Linked DNA regions of Homo sapiens: region 1 is linked to region 2. A link is an interaction called in ENCODE POLR2A ChIA-PET data of the cell type or tissue named here. Cell type or tissue: PC-3. All regions are shown on one strand.

Region 1 (8,000 bases), 57 kb before region 2:
AAAAAAATAAATAAATAAAAATAAATAAGTAAATAAATAAAAGACACATGCATACATATAAAGTATAATTTAAAAAAACAGGGCATGGTCAATTAAATTTGTTGGGGAAAAAACAGAAGGGACAGGACAGAGATATCTTCATAGATGAAATTAGAGCTGAAGCCAAACAGATTAATGGGTGACTGCCAGGCAGACCATGAGTTAGTAGAGGACTCTAAGCAGAGGAAGCTGCAGTAACAAATAGCAGAGACATGAACAATACTGGCATATTTTGAAATCACAAGGGACATTGTGGGATGTGGCGCAGCACCTTAAAATTCCTCTGCAATCTCATTTCTAAAGTTGGAATGGGACAAGCCTGGAAGTACAGTGACCTGACAAAAAGTTGTTTGGGTAGCCCAGAAAGAAATTAAAGTCTGGATTAAGTAACATGGAGACACTGTGTAAGTTCAAGGAATTTTTAAGAATCACAATTTTCAAGACCTGGTGATTAGTTGGATATAGAGGGTAATGGAAGGAGGGTTTAAGAATCAATCCTAAATTTTTAGTCTAAGTGATCATGTTCATGACAGTTCTATTAGGTAAGATAGAAAACTCAGTAAAATTGCTCCCTGGCACAAATTTGGAAATAATGGTATTTGTGATTGCTTCCAATCTTCCTCTGAGACCCAAATGTTAATCAGAGAAAGACTGAGGGAGGAACCAAATGGGAGGAAGAACACGGAGCAGGGAGTAGTCGGGAAGTGAGTGCCTTGTGATTATTTGAGGCTTTCACAGTCAGGGTATGGTTCACTATATTTTTCACTATCTTTATTTTTGTGCCTATTGCAATTTTATAACATGACTTTTAAATTCACCTTGTAACAATATGACCTCGAATTTTAGCTGATAGAATTCTTTCAATCCAACATATAGTATTTTGGTGGTTCTATGTGTAGTTGGAGAATCAGGTCAAAGATGTGGAATTGAGTTTTGATATTGAATTTATGGCACTTATCAGCTATGGAGATGGAACCCATGAAAAGGAACATAAACATATGTATCTGAATGCCAGAGCTATTTGAGCTGCAAAAACAGATTTTTTGGCCATCGGTATATATTGGTACTTGAAACCACGATTATACTTCCTTCGGTAACTGACATTTTATAGAGTAAGCAGAAGAGGAACCCGCACAGAAAACAGAAAATATAAGCAGAAATATTTCACAAGATCAAATGAGTGCAGAGTCATGGAAACTGAAAGAATAGGAGTTGTTTTGAAAAGGAAGTGAGAGAGAAACATTAGAGTGGAAATTTCTCTTGCATTTCATAATTAGGAAGCAATTTGAAACCTTGCTTAGAGGGCAGATTGCAATGAGACAAGAAATGATTGAATCTAACAAATTGAGACTGAGCATATTCTTTCAAGATATTTGAACAAGAAAGGGAGAATAGAATTTGGAAGCACTTATTCAAATACATTGGGTTGGGAGGCTTTAGATGGAAGACACTTGAATCTGCTTATGACGATAGTAGCTAGAAAGAGGTCTAAGATTCAGGAGAGAAAGAGAGTAGACTATGGAGCAAATCTCCAGAATATTGATGAGAATTGAAAAATGTGCCATGACGAAGGCTTGGCCTTGAAAAGGGGGAAACACCTCCTTCTCTAAGGCTAACAAAGAGGAAACAATCCTGCTGCCCATGGATGTGGGCAAGTGTGCAGACAGGGAATCAGAAGTAAAGAGTGACCGTGGCTGATGGTCTCTCTTCTTTCAAGAGGATAGAATGGAGGGGTTGATTGAAGACAAACCATCAAAAATGGCTCTTGAATCTCAGTTAACACACATTTAGGCTGCTCGATGTGTGTTAGTGAGAATGCTACCAAAATATACCAAAGTACTTTATGTTTTATAAATATTATAATAAAAACACTCTGTTGTCTTTGTTACTAGAAAGAAGTAATGAGAGAAGACTTGCTATTAATAAAGGGAGCACTAGACTAAGAGTCTATAGAGCTGGCTTCTGATTATAGTCTTGTCATATTTCTAACTAGCATGTTACACAAGACAATATAACAGGTTTCCTATCTGAAAAGGAGAGAATTGAATGAAATTATTTCCCAACACCCTTTCCTAATACAAACCTAACATTAACAGTTTTTATTTTGATAAATGCAACTAAAAAGTATATAGAATTGCCTAACTACACTATTTAATTTGTACACCCATGTCATGCTGTGGAACCCTGGTAGCTGGAGACTTAATCTGTAGCGTCAGGCTTGGAATAAAGTTTTTAAATTTATTTTAAAATATTTACAGCATTATTACTTTGAGTCAAATACTATGCTAGGTGTTGTGTGAATAAAAAAGCATATTCAATGAGTTTGGATCCTCAAGGGAGCTTACAAACTACTGAAAAAGTGGAATATACATCTTTCAAATGTTGAAACTATAAAACCAAGACATGAAGAGACAATAAACATTCCAAGACTGAGCATAACAACAGAGATAGTCTTTGTTCCCAGGCTGTTTGTTAATTGCCAGAGACATTGGCTGTTAATTGGCCAGGACATTTTCCAGTTCAGTTCATGTGATGTGCTTCTAGTTCCCACTTGTCTACTAAATCTGTTGCTGCCATAGCCTAGAGAGATTCTAAAAGTACTGTAGAAGACTACAGAAATGTTATCTCCCTGCAGAGGGAATTGGTGTGGGCATGAACCCATGAGCAGTTTAATGTCATTCAGCTTATGCTGTGTGTTATCCTTGAGCTAACTAAACTCTGCCATCAGAAACAGAGTTGCTGCTTGGGGGATGAGAATTGGGGGTTTTAGGTGTAGTATTTTATTAAACTTGGCATTAACTCCTCCTCAGCATATCTAAAACCAAGTGAACTTGAACGTCCCTCCCTCCATCTCTCCCTCCCATTTTTTTTGTTCTTTCCTGTCTCTCTCCCTTTCTTCCTTCATTTGCCCATCTAGTCTATAGATTTTTATCTCAATGTTGTTGGGCCCTGTAGTAGATGATAAAGATACAAAGGTATAAGTATGATTTATTTTTCTCATAGAGCTTATAACCATGGGAAGAATACACAAATAAACAGTAATAATGCACCTCAATAACTGTTTGGGAGTATTGTGCAATAAACAGGGAAAGGAGGGAGGGGAACAATAATTGTCAAGAAAGACATTCTGTGTTGGGTCTTGAAACATGGCTGTGTGTGTGTGTGTGTGTATGTGTGTGTGTACACGCACATTTACTCTCTTGGAAGAACTTACTGCATGTGTAGAAGTCCTGAGGCAAGAAAGGGCCATGCATGGGTTTTGATGGAGTTTTGAGCATTCCACCTCTGCTCCAAATGAAGGAAGAGATGATGAGCCTTAATCTTACTTCTGCTACTCACCTGGCTAATTGCAGTATATCCCTCCTTCTCTCCTATTCTATCACATTTACTTTCCTCTTCAAATGACAGTTTCATCAAGGAACAACTCATCCACACATACACCCATAGGTCCCAGGACCTTGTCTTAATCTATTTGCCTACTAAAAGGAAAAAAGAATAACTATTTTTTTGGTAGAGAAAGTGTTGTCACATATTTTTATTTCCCTGATGACAGCAGGGAAGGGTAATTGTGGAAGTGCCAGTGGCTTGGCAGGACTGTAGGATACAAACAGGATTGCAAAGTATGGGATTGGAAATATAGACAGGAGACTATCCTGAGCTGCCAAGGATGCCATACCAAAAGAAGGGATCTCACCATAAATGTGATGGGAAGCATTGAAGATATTCAAGGAGGGGAGAGACACAATCAGATCTATATTATATAATGCCATGCTTCATGTTATATTTAGTAGTGTATAGCAAAGAATTTGGTCTTGCCCACAGAGAGATCTTGTCTTCAGCTTCTGGGAGGTAATACATGTCAAACCTGGTAGGATTATCTTTGTTCAGGATTATCATGCAAAAATGGCCCAGGGCCAACTCTCTAACGCCCATTTTTCAGGGTGGGGACTAGCTCACCAGATCTTAGGGTGGGGCCAGACACGCCCAATAGTCTTAGGGTAGTGATTGGCTTTGTAAGAAAGACCAACCCTATCATTTTGGGTAGGAGTTTTGGGTTATGTGATATCAGTCAACCTGGAGGCTAAGATTAACCAAATGGGCAATCAATCAATCAATCAATCAATCAAAAATGCCTTAGTGATGGTGCTCTAGTAAGAATTCTGCATGCTAAGACTTGGGTGAGTTTCCCTGGTTGGCAGTGCTTCATGCATTTTGTCATACACTGATGCCAGGAGAGCAATGCATCCTGACTCCATCGGAAGAGGACAATGACAGGTCACATTTGGAACTTACCTTGACTCTGCCCTATGCCTCTCTTCCTTTAGCTGATTTTAATCTATATCCTTTTCCTGTAATGAATCATAACCATGAGTATAACAGGTTTCGGAGAGTTTTATGAGTCTTTTCAGAGAAATATTGAAACTGAACAGGGTTTTGTGAATGCTACCCATCCCAGTCCCCTCCTCAACTTATAGTTGGTGTCAAAATTCGGGGCAGTCTTGGGAACTGTGTCCTCTAATTTTATACTTGGCTGAAACTTCTTGCACATAGTAATTAAAAGTATAGGCTTTGGAGTCAGACAGACCTAGATTTAAATTCTAGCTTGGTTACTTTGCAACCTGTGTTACCTCTCAAAGCTTTACTTTTTTTTAACAGTAGCAGATGTCTTTGGTGCTCTGTGTCATCTCTTCTTGGTTTACATTGGATTTAGTTGCAGCTGTGGTGAATAATTCCAAGTAAGCTTAGACTCACCTTTCTCAGGCATTGTTCCAATTCAAGTGTGTGCTGTGTATCTTTTCTCCTTCTGTCCCTGGGCCATGGGTGCCTCTCAACAAATGAAAATATGGTCCAGGGCCAACTGTCTAACAATGGGGACGGCAGCTATAAATAAACATCTCAAACTCTTATATTTCAGATGGGCACTTCTTGGATGCATTCTGTTGATTTCTCCAATATACCAGCGTCTGTTGCCTGTAGGATCAACCAGGATATTGGCATTGGCTTTTCTGCCCCATTACCTCACTTCTTTTGACATAAGACCTTTCACATTCTCTATTTTAAAATCTAAATGAAGACCCTGTCACATACCTTTTATGAGGATTAAGTGAGATAACATAATTACTTAAAAGAGATTAATGTAGTATTTAATATATAAAGGCTGCTATTAGAAAATGACATAAATCAAAGCAATATTTATAGGGATGGTAAGAAGGATTGATTTGAGAGATTCAGGGAATTGAGTAGAGAGATTTATTTTTTTAATTTTTATACTTTATTTTTAATTGATGCCTAATAATTGTACATATTTTGAGGATACATAGTGATGTTTCAATACATGCAATGTGTAGTAATCAGATTAGGGTAAATAGCATATCCATCATTTTAAATATTTATCACTTCTTTGTGTTAGGAACATTCAATATCCTCCTTCTAAATATTCAAAACTATATTATTGTTAACTATATGCATCCTAAAGTTGCGTAGAACACTAGAAGTTATTCCTTTTATCTAGCTATAATTTTGTATCTTTTTATAAATCTCTCTGTATCCCTCTAGTGTTCTTTGCTCTACTTTTCATTTCTATGAGACCGGTGGGTATTGTTTTTTAGTTTTGTTTTTTTTTTTTTTTCTTCCACATGTGAGTGAGAATATGAAGTATTTAATTTTTGGTTCCTGGCTTATTTCCCTTAAGGTAGTGATCTCCAGTTCCATCCATGTTGCCGCAAATGACAAGATTTTTTTTGTTTATGGCTGAATAGTATTCTATTGTTTGTATATACCAAATATTCTTTCTTAATTCATCTGTTGTTGGACATCTATGTTGATTTCATATCTTGGCTACTGTGAGTAGTGCTGCAATAAACATAGGGGTGCAGATTTCTCTTTAATATACCGATTTTCTTTCCTTTGAATAGATGTCCAGTAGTTGCATTGCTGGGTCATATGGTAGTTCTATTTGTAGTTTTTGAGGAACCTTCACACTGTTCTCCATAGTGGCTGTAACAACTTATATTCCACCAATAGTGTACAAGAGTTTCATTTTCTCCACATCCTCGTCATCAGCCTTTGTTATTTTCTGTCTTTTTTATTTGTATTTTTAGAGACAGAATCTTGCTCTGTCACCCAGGCTGGACTGCAGTAGCATGATCATGGCTCACTGCAGCCTTGAGCCCCTGAGCTCCAGCAATCCTCCAGCTTCAGCCTCCTGAGTAGCTGGGACTAAGGCACAAGCCCCTGTGGTTATTTTATTTTATTTTTGATAATTGCCATCCTAAATGGGGTAAGATGATACCACATTGTTGTGTTGATTTGCAGTTCCCTGATGATGAGTGATACTGAACATTTTTAAATGCATTTTTTGGCCTGATGTATGTCTTCTTTTGAGAAATATCAGTTCAGATCATTTGGCCATTTTTAAATTGGATTGTTTGGGTGTTTTACTTTTTTGTTTGTTTGTTTGTTTGTTTTTTGCTGTAGAGATGTTTGAGTTCTTTGTATATTCTGGATATTAATCCCCTGTCAGATGACTAGCTTGCAAATATTTTCTCCTGTTCTGTAGGTTGTCTTTTCACTCTGTTAATTGCTTCCTTTGCTATGCAGAAGCTTGTGAGTTTGCATAGTCCCATTTATTTATTCTTTCATGCCTATGGGTGGGGACCAGGGAGTATTTCTTTCTTTTGTTGGTTTTCCTTTACTCTGCTCATGTTCTTACATACAATTCCTTCATTAAATATTCTTCAGTTACCCCATTTGAATGTGTGACCTGTTGAGAAGAAGCCCATGAGAAAGGCAGCACATATAGGATTGAGACAATAATTGACATAGGGAGATAGATATTGAAAAGCTGAAAAAACATGATTTCAAAATTTCAAAAAGCAGTGGCTTTTCACACAGGTACCAGTGTTATTTCTTTAGTAACATGTGTCGGCTCCTATCACTTCCCTATCCCCAAGCTCTTCAGGGACTTCCCATGTTATTCAGAATGAAATCTACAACTTTGACCGGGTGTAGTGGCTCACGCCTGTAATCACAGTACTTTGGGAAGCTGAGGTGGGTGGATCACTTGAGCCCAGTAGTTCAAGACCAGCCTGACCAATATGGCAAAAAACTATCTCTACTAAAAATACAAAAATTAGCCAGGTGGTGGCATGTGCCTGTAGTTTCACCTACTCAAGAGGCTGAGGCATGAAAATCACTGGAACTCAGGAAGCAGAGGTTGCAGTGAGCCGAGATCCCATCATTGCACTCCACATTGGGCAACAAAGCGAAACTCTTAGAAAAAAAAAAAAAAGAGGAAGAAGAAATATACAGCTTCTTCCATGGCAACCAAGTCCTATGATCAGGTCCTCTAACTTACTGACCTCATTTCCTTCTACTCTCCATCTTGCTTACTCTAAAGTAGCGTTCTTGCTCTTCCTCTTTCCCTCTCAACTGGCTTTCTTGTTATTCCTGAAGCAAGACAAGCACTACCCCTCCTCATAACCTTTGCATTTACTGTTCTTTTTGCCTGGAAGTGTATTACTTGCTCATATCACTACCCAACATCACCTATCAGAGACAACTGTCGTGACCACTCTCTCTAAAATAACATCTTTCTGCCACTATCATTCTTGCTTTTCGTATCCAGATTTATTTTTCTTTATAGTCCTATCACTACATAGCACTTAAACTCTATGATAGATGGCTATTTATCTGCTCTATTCCTAGAGCCTATAGTAGTACCACGCATACAATAGATGATCAACAAATATTTCTGAATGAATAATGGGAGAAACAACTTTTGACAGTAACCACCTCTTCTGCTGAGATAGGTACTTGTACATCTATAAAGTAAAAATTGATATCTATCTATCTATGTATCTGTCTATCTGGCATCGTATCTGCAGTCCAGATGAAGATATACAGTATTAAAAAATCCCCAGTCTCTATTATCATCAAGATGAGTAATGCTCCATTTAACT
Region 2 (8,000 bases):
GGTCTACACAATAAAACGGCTCCAAATAAAAACTGGTGAAAATTATCTGACATTCCACTGGTGTGTCCCTTGTGCATATTCATAGTTGTTTTTTTATTTTTATTTTTTATATTTCAGACATAGTTCTTTCCTGTTTGGTGTTCCACATGCCTAATTCCATTATGTAACTTAAATCTTCAAAAAATTAATTCTTGAATGTGAATGAAAAAGTATCATTCAGAACAATTGCTTCAAGCAATTGAAATTTGTTTTTAAAGTTGATTTGTATATATACAATTCATTTTTTTCAAAACCCCCAAAGTTCTTGATATGTATATTCACATAATATTCCTCCTTATTTAAATAGTAAGTCTTGTAGGTTGAAAGCCAAGGAATCTTCAGTGATCGTTTACTGCAATCCATCAAAAAAAATAGTTTGTTTCTCTTATCTGGCTATACCCTGGTTGTTGAATGTGAATGGGGGTGGGGATGGGGATGGGGCAGAGTATTGTTCTGTCCTCCAGTAAATGTATTGAATGTGTGTAAGGGCTGAATCCCTGGTATAGTGTTGGGAATCATTGTAATGGTGTTGGGTGTCATTAAGGGAACATCATCAGGTGACCTCCTCATAGCTAGTGTGTAATCTGGGGGACAGGCGGTCCGAAGAACCACCTCATGTGGATGAATGGACTCACATTCATGATCCAAATCAGTGTGCTTCATTTGGAGGGACATGATTTCCTCTTCTTGTGCATGGGTTAGATCATTGGTAGTAGTGCGCTGAGGGCTGCATCTCCTGTGAACATCATGTCTCCTCTTATCCTTTTTGTAGTACAGGGCTGCAAAGGCCAAGATGTTCAGAAACAGCAGTGATGCTCCAACTGCAATAGTGACACTCAGCTCTGTTGAGTAGTCCCTTTGATCCACTGAAAATGGACTTGGTTGTTGTTTGGGATCATCCTGCTTGGCAGTGGGAAAGGCTGACGTGACAGGTACAGAATTTTTTCTCGTAGGTCTGAAAGTGATGTCAGTTGATGGCACTTTAGTTGTTGTAGAGGTATACTGAGAAATGTCATTGAGATTATGCAGATGAGGTACCAACTCCAACCAGAGGTTCACCTTATTGGCTCTGTAATGTTCTTTAACTCTTGGTTTTAATCCAATATGGAGATAAAGTTGGTCTTTCTGGGAATATCTGGTCCATGCTACTTCTTCAAAACGGTTGGGTTTGGTATGAATGAATTTCGTGTCTTGAGGGACTGGTTGATTTGGGTCACTAAGAAGGAAAAGATAAATTATGAGAATAAAGCTATTTTATTTTTTACTTAAAATCACACTACTTTAACATCTAATAATTAAATAGATGACTCAGCAATGCTTTAGATTGTGTTTTAACATTAATTTGGGTCAATTTAGAAATATAAATCTCCTAGCAGGCATATTGTTAGATGGGTGATAATGGAAGGCAAGTAAGTCTCACATTCTTGTTCTCTCTGCTTATCCTGAGATGGGCTGCTATCTACCCAAAGATTTTAAAGAATTATTTAAATACTCACATACGTATGAGTTGTCTCATAGGCAAGCTAGCAGAGATGACATGGAATAGTGGAAAGGATTTTTGATTTTAAATTAGCAGATGAAGGTTTGAGCCTAGGCTCTGCTATATACCAGACATGTGAACATCTCTATGACACTCACAGAGCCTCAGGTCTCCTTCTTGTAAAGTGGGATTAATAGTACCTGATCTGCGAGATTCAGAAAGGTAGTTGGAAGGATTAAAGAGTGTTGTGAATGACAAAGCACTATAAAATAATATTTATTACTGCTGAACAATAACAAGTCTTGTATAATTCAAAAACCAAAAGCAGATGTAATTAAGTAATGCAATTGAGATATGTGCTTTCTTAACAAGCTTCTAAAACACCAGAAATAATAAAGCAATGACTTTTAAAAACACCATAATATAGAATTAATTTTGAATAAAGGAATGTAATATCTTGCAGGTATTAATCCAATATGACATTATCTGGGCATAAATATCTATTATTTTAAAATGGTTAAAATAACATTTTTATTAAAAATAAACTTCATTCCTTAGGTACATACCCAGTTTTAGCAAAATTTGTCCAGTATGTCATTACAACTGCACTCAGCATCACATCATTTTTGGAGAAATTGCAAGGAAATAACTCTGTAGGGCCAATCATGGGGATTCCCAGTACATAGGGAACCTCGTCTCCGTGGGCTGCATCAGCCCAAGCTGGAACCTGATCTGTTTGGCAATGATGGTAAAAGGCATAGAAGTACGTAGGTGAACCAAAGTTTGAGTGAAGATCCGCTGTGGCTACAGCTGGTGCCACCCACTGATGGTCCGTAAACAAAGCCAGTAATGTCTTTCTTCTGGTTTCAGGGTTATGACGGTCAGCCCAGTCAGTATACATGAACTTAATGGTTTCTCTCAAAACATCTTTGCCTTCAGGATATCCATATAAATTATCAACAAAATTTGAAACAGCAAAGTCAAAATCACTAGCTGATATACCATCATCGCTATCTACTATATTTTCAACAAATTTTAACCCTTCCCCTTGGTTCACTCCTAACATTATATCATAGTTGAGAAACTCTCCTTGCTCCATCAATATCTGGGGGTCGTCTGGTATTACATCACCATCAATCACAGGTCCAAAGGCTATGTGGTATCGAGCTGGTTGAATATCTTGGTCAACAAGTTCTTTGTAAGGCTTCTTCTGTAGGCATTCCACTAACTCTACTGTATCTGAAACATTGCAACCAACTTTTGTGGCCAACATTCTAGCATATTTTGCAGGTTGAAAACTAACAGCCCAGCTGGAAAGGGCTGTTCCACTTTGAGCTATTGCTCGTTGAAAAAGTCCTATGGGAAAATCAACAAAGAATTTTAGATGATCTTTGGGTAATGTTGTGGTAAAACAATAACATCTGATATTTTAGACATGTATATAAAAACCCAGATACAGCTCAAGAAACAGGGAGTTAGAGATATTTTTCTTAAGGGAAGTACACAAAGCCAACCGCAGGGTATAATGGATTAGAGAGGTGGATCTAAGTCTTGTGCTTTGAGTGGCACCTGCTTTAGGGATCAAGAAGCCTCAAAGAGGTAGTAGGCAAGAAGAAAAGGAGACGATGTAGTGGTAAAAAGTCCCAAATATGTTCTTCAATGAGTGTGTAAATACGTATATTATCATCAACATTAACCAGATGGGGCCAATCTTCTCCTATTTAACTCTCCAACAGACTCTACATTGTCTGTTTGGAATATTTCCTCCAGTTTGGCTGTGTCCATCTTCCTTCAAAATGGTTCTCTATATTTGTTTTAAACAGATGTTATTTGAAAAAGAATTCTTGAAGGCTCATACAATGACTGGGGCTGGCTGTTTGTTTATACCCTGGGGTTGGCCCTGAATTCACACAAAACAGAATATCACTTTAGACATACTCTTTCCAGATCTTCATGTCAGACATAGTATTCTGAATATTCATCTTTCAGAAGAAGACATAACCTTTGAAGTGTTTTCACTAGGTTAAAGAAAAAACCATCAGCAGAAAGATTTAGTGTGGGGTGATTTAACTTTTGCCGCTGTTGAATGTACACTACTGTTTTTATCATAAAAGATGAAAAGCACATGGTCCACTGCTTTTTAATTGCATTTAAGAATTGTAAATGATGGTTCCATATGCAGTTAAGTGCTGCATGTCATTCAAATTTACAAACACACTTTATCTTCTCATTAAGGTATTTTTCGGATAAAATTCCTGTTTTAAAAATATAGTTTATTTTCTTTTACATATTTAAATTTATTATCAATTTTATCAATTTCCAAATACAGCTTTGTGCTTCAGTTATTTAAAAACATGCTTAATTATTCATATGTATTAATGAGATAAAAACTCTTTTCACAAAGGTGTTGAAGCACTGTCTGAATTAGAAGGAAAGTTTTAGATTTTTCTTAACCTAATATGCCTATATATTCAACATGTCTGTAACATGTTCCTATATAATTCTGAAGATATTAAAAAAATCTAACAGTATTAATATACATTTGTTTTGGTTTTCTGACATCTTTATAAGTATTTTTTAGTTTACTAGAACAAAGTATGCTAGAGCAAATGATACAAATACAGATAATTTTTAAAATTATGTAGCTGTTTATCAACATTTGCTCAGGAAAATATTTTAATAAATAAAAATTGTGTAACTAAAATGCACCTGGTGATTTCTATAATATTATTTCCCATCTCAGGGACTCAACATTAACTAAATATACCGAAAAAGATTGAGAAGGAAAGGCACATCATGTCCAATATGTCCTAAAATATGCCACCTAGATTCCTAAAATATGGGAAAAATGTATGTTTGTTTTATCATATTAGTGAAATTGCCTCTTATGTGGATGCAAGATGGGGTTGACTCATGGTATATCCAGGCCTGAGCATTGTGGGATTTATTGCCTTTAAAGTTTATAGCTCCATTGGAGGCAGAATCAGCTTGATGATTTCAAGAGATTTTTTTCAGCATCTCCTGGTAAAATCAGGCAGCTTAGTTTGGAGACAGGTTTAGGCCAAACCTAAGTTGATGTCTTTTTCCAGGGATAGACAGATTTCCCTGAAGTGTATAATAAAATGTTGTATTTTCAACTGTTTGCATAACCATTTCCTACTGTTTACCATGCCATCAGTTGATGACTGGCAGTGTTAGCTGATGAACTAACTGACTCATCTCTTAAACCAATGCCCGTTTGATACTAGCTAAAGGTGGCTTTCACGTCAATTTTTGAGCAAGCGACCCTGAGAAACCTATAGAGGTGGCTTAGTGTTGCTTTAGCTACATAGTGGCATTAGTAAAAATACTGAGATTAGAACAATCTAATCTGTTTAATTAAAGAAACACTAAGTTTATTATTTCAAAAGAAGCCATTTCTTTACAGATGAAATCTCTCTTGGAAATGTTCATCTGTGTTATTTTGTCACCTTGAATCAGAATTTTACTAATATAAATGAAATGTTATGTAAACTATGTTAATAAATTGAGTCTATATATGATTCTCCAAATACATGGATTCATTTAATGACTGGCTGTTCTTTTGAAATTCAACATTCATGTGTTTTTGATACTGAAAACAAATACCATATGTTTGGTGCTCCTATCACAAAACTCAACCTTACAAATTAAAACACTTCATGAATTATACTTGACAGTGTATACTTTTTTCTTGGATATAAAATGACAATAAAAGATCAGAAATTAAAAGAAAGATGGTGTACGTTTTTATATATTATCTGTCTTCCTATCATACATAAATAATGCAGAAAAAGTATTTGCTTTGCAAATTTCTCCAACAATACTCTTCTGTTCTTGTGAAATTTCAAATTAATAATGCAGTTGGAATGGGTGATTCTATGCATGGTAAAATGGAGATGGAGTTCATAAAGAACAACATGGTAAGCCTTGGACAGACAGGCACTTGGGAAAAAATATGTCAAAGCCAGAAAATGGAAACGAGAAAAATATTTCATGGATTTCAGCAGCCTCAATACTCCATGCTGCCTTGCCAAGTTTAGGGGGAAAAATAATGCTTTTGGAGTTAAAAATAGAAAAAACACTGAATCAAATGTATTTTTCTTTTTAATCAAAAGCTCTACCAGTGACCTTGATGCTTTGACAATTTTGGATCATGCATGCGAAATAATCAACAATCCATTCTGTACTCAGACAACAAGTGAAATCACATGTTTTCAGACAAACTAGCTTATGACCGCTTCGTTAGCTTCATACTAATAAAGGGTTTAAAATGTCTATTGTCTTGAAAATAGATTATATACAATCCCTGCATGTAAAAAGTCTCATCTTTGATTTTGATCACTGAATAAACAAAGATGACAAAACTGTAGAACGTCTTTGTCTGATTTTTTCTTCAAATCACCCTTTAAAGGAAAGAAGAGTAACTGTAATGCTAACTATTCTGAAGTGTGCTTGAAAGGGCATCCTTACCAAGCTCCACAGGAGACAAAGAAAAGAGTTTGACGAAAATTTAAACATGCACAGAAAAACTGAAGAAACAAAGCTTTAAACTATTGAGTTCAACCTAACACTCAGTTTGAACAGAGAAATATACAGAGCATCACATACTACTGATGGTGGTGGCATGCAGACACCAAAATTGTCAAAATTTGCAACCTTGCATAATACCTTTGGTTGAATTGCTCCAACGGTTACCTTCAGAATAATGGGATAAAGTCAGCAGGTTGACACATGAACCCCCAGCACCAGATCCAAAAACAGTGATTCTTAAGGGGTCACCACCAAAGAATCCAATGTTTTCACTAGTCCATCTTAAAGCTTGTATGAGATCAAGGAGTCCATAGTTCCCCTTTGCAGCCTGATCGCCTGTACTCAAGAAACCTGAAAAATATAAATTTAGAAAACACGTTTTGAGCTGACGTGAATCAAATAGACATCAAATTTAAACACAAATGAAGCCTGTATTAATCAAGGTAGGGACAGTCCAAGTTCATTAGTAAAAATTATTTTCCACTATAACAAAAGAATTTACTTTAGCAAGAATAGTTAGTAGTGGCTGAAATCTGAAAAATGACATTTATCTTCCCCAAATGCCTCCCAACTTATCCAGGTAACAGATAACAGGGACAGATAAAGGGAAGGCAAACATTCTGAAAACCTCAGGGAAGACATTCCAGGGGCCAAGCTACTCAGTGGAGACATTTGGATAGTATCATAGGGTTCATGTGAACGTGTATCTTGCAGAAAACACCATGTCTGTCCTCAAGTTGCTTGTCGTCAAATGTGGTTGGAATGTTAGGTATGTATGTGTGGCAGAATGGCAGGATGGACATGTGTAGAGCAGGCGGGTATTTCTGTAAGACTTGTAGAGAAAGATTTTGTAAACTCCATGAAATTATATAGAACTCTGCATATATATGAATATGTACATTTTTATCAATGATGATCAATGATTAAGAAAGAATTACTGTGTCAGAGATGACTTGAGGCCACATTTAGGACTACTTTAAATGCCAAACTGAGGGGAGCTACTCAATTAATTAGGAAATGGTGTAGAATAATTGAAGGTTTTTGAAAAGTTCAGACATATATTTCTGGAATGCTCAAAGCTCTGCTTTGTAGTAAATCTGAAAATGAGTAGGAAAATGAGGTGAATCTGAAAATGAGGGGGAGAGAAAACGGAGGTAGGGGAGAGAGTTTAAGGATCTGAACTGACAGAATGGCAAAGGCAATTGAAAAAAAGATGATGGATAGAAAAAATATTGTGGCATTAAGATCTGAGTAACTGTTTTACATATGAAAGTTGTAGAAGGGAGAGTCAAACATATTACTTAGCAATATCTTAAACATATTCACTCATTTAGCTGACCTGATAGCTTTTATAGTTAGTTAGTGTGTTTATTATAACTTGTAAAACAAACATCTATTCTCTAATATATTTTTGCATTTAATATAAATGAAAATTTAGAAAGTGTTTCATAAAATACTCCATCTTATGGACTATTTTATATTATGTAGAAAATATTTAGAGTCCTATTAGATATAAATTGATTATATTAAGGGATATAATTTCCAATTTCAACAAGTTTATAGAACTAATTTTTAAAAATTCATTCTCTCTTATTGGAGACTTATAGAAATTCAACATAATGGGTCAATGATTGTGATAACAACTATTTTATTCAATTTGAAATATATCTCTTTATAAAATAAGCTAGGACATCGATTACATTTATGAAAACAAAACCATGATAACACTACCTATCAGGTTAGCAAATAAATCCATAACCAAACTGAATATATGGATAAGAAATTCTCTAGGATCATTGTAGAAAAGAATAGATGAAGACAAATTCTCCTGAATAATTTTGAAAAATTTGAAGAAATGAAAGTGCTTAGTTATTCTTTTCCTACAAGATCAAAAATTCTAAGAAATAAAACTGCAGCTCTAACTCATTGT

The links. ChIA-PET counts read pairs that join two places held together with the same protein. Peaks named below come from ENCODE experiments on the same cell type or tissue, not always from the same donor. Only the 100,000 strongest peaks of a DNase experiment are listed, where the experiment ranks them.
Region 1: POLR2A ChIA-PET joins it to region 2 with 7 read pairs; 3 of 35 experiments call an interaction of 5 or more read pairs at or near these places.

Annotation. Positions count from the first base shown.
Region 1 is chr3:174,330,645-174,338,644 of GRCh38, reverse strand. No RefSeq gene overlaps it. Among named protein-coding and RNA genes, the nearest start is that of NLGN1-AS1, 410 kb to the right of the region's middle. In PC-3, no CTCF peak of the experiment used is centred here; DNase peaks (open chromatin) are centred at 4,304 and 4,814; H3K4me3 peaks cover 337 bases; H3K27ac peaks cover 1,918 bases.
Region 2 is chr3:174,273,736-174,281,735 of GRCh38, reverse strand. NLGN1 (neuroligin 1) reads right to left here. Exons shown (of 7, transcript NM_001365925.2): 5 at 6,209-6,421; 6 at 2,086-2,875; 7 at 1-1,255. The coding sequence ends at 433. Among named protein-coding and RNA genes, the nearest start is that of NLGN1-AS1, 360 kb to the right of the region's middle. In PC-3, no CTCF peak of the experiment used is centred here; no DNase peak of the experiment used is centred here; H3K27ac peaks cover 367 bases.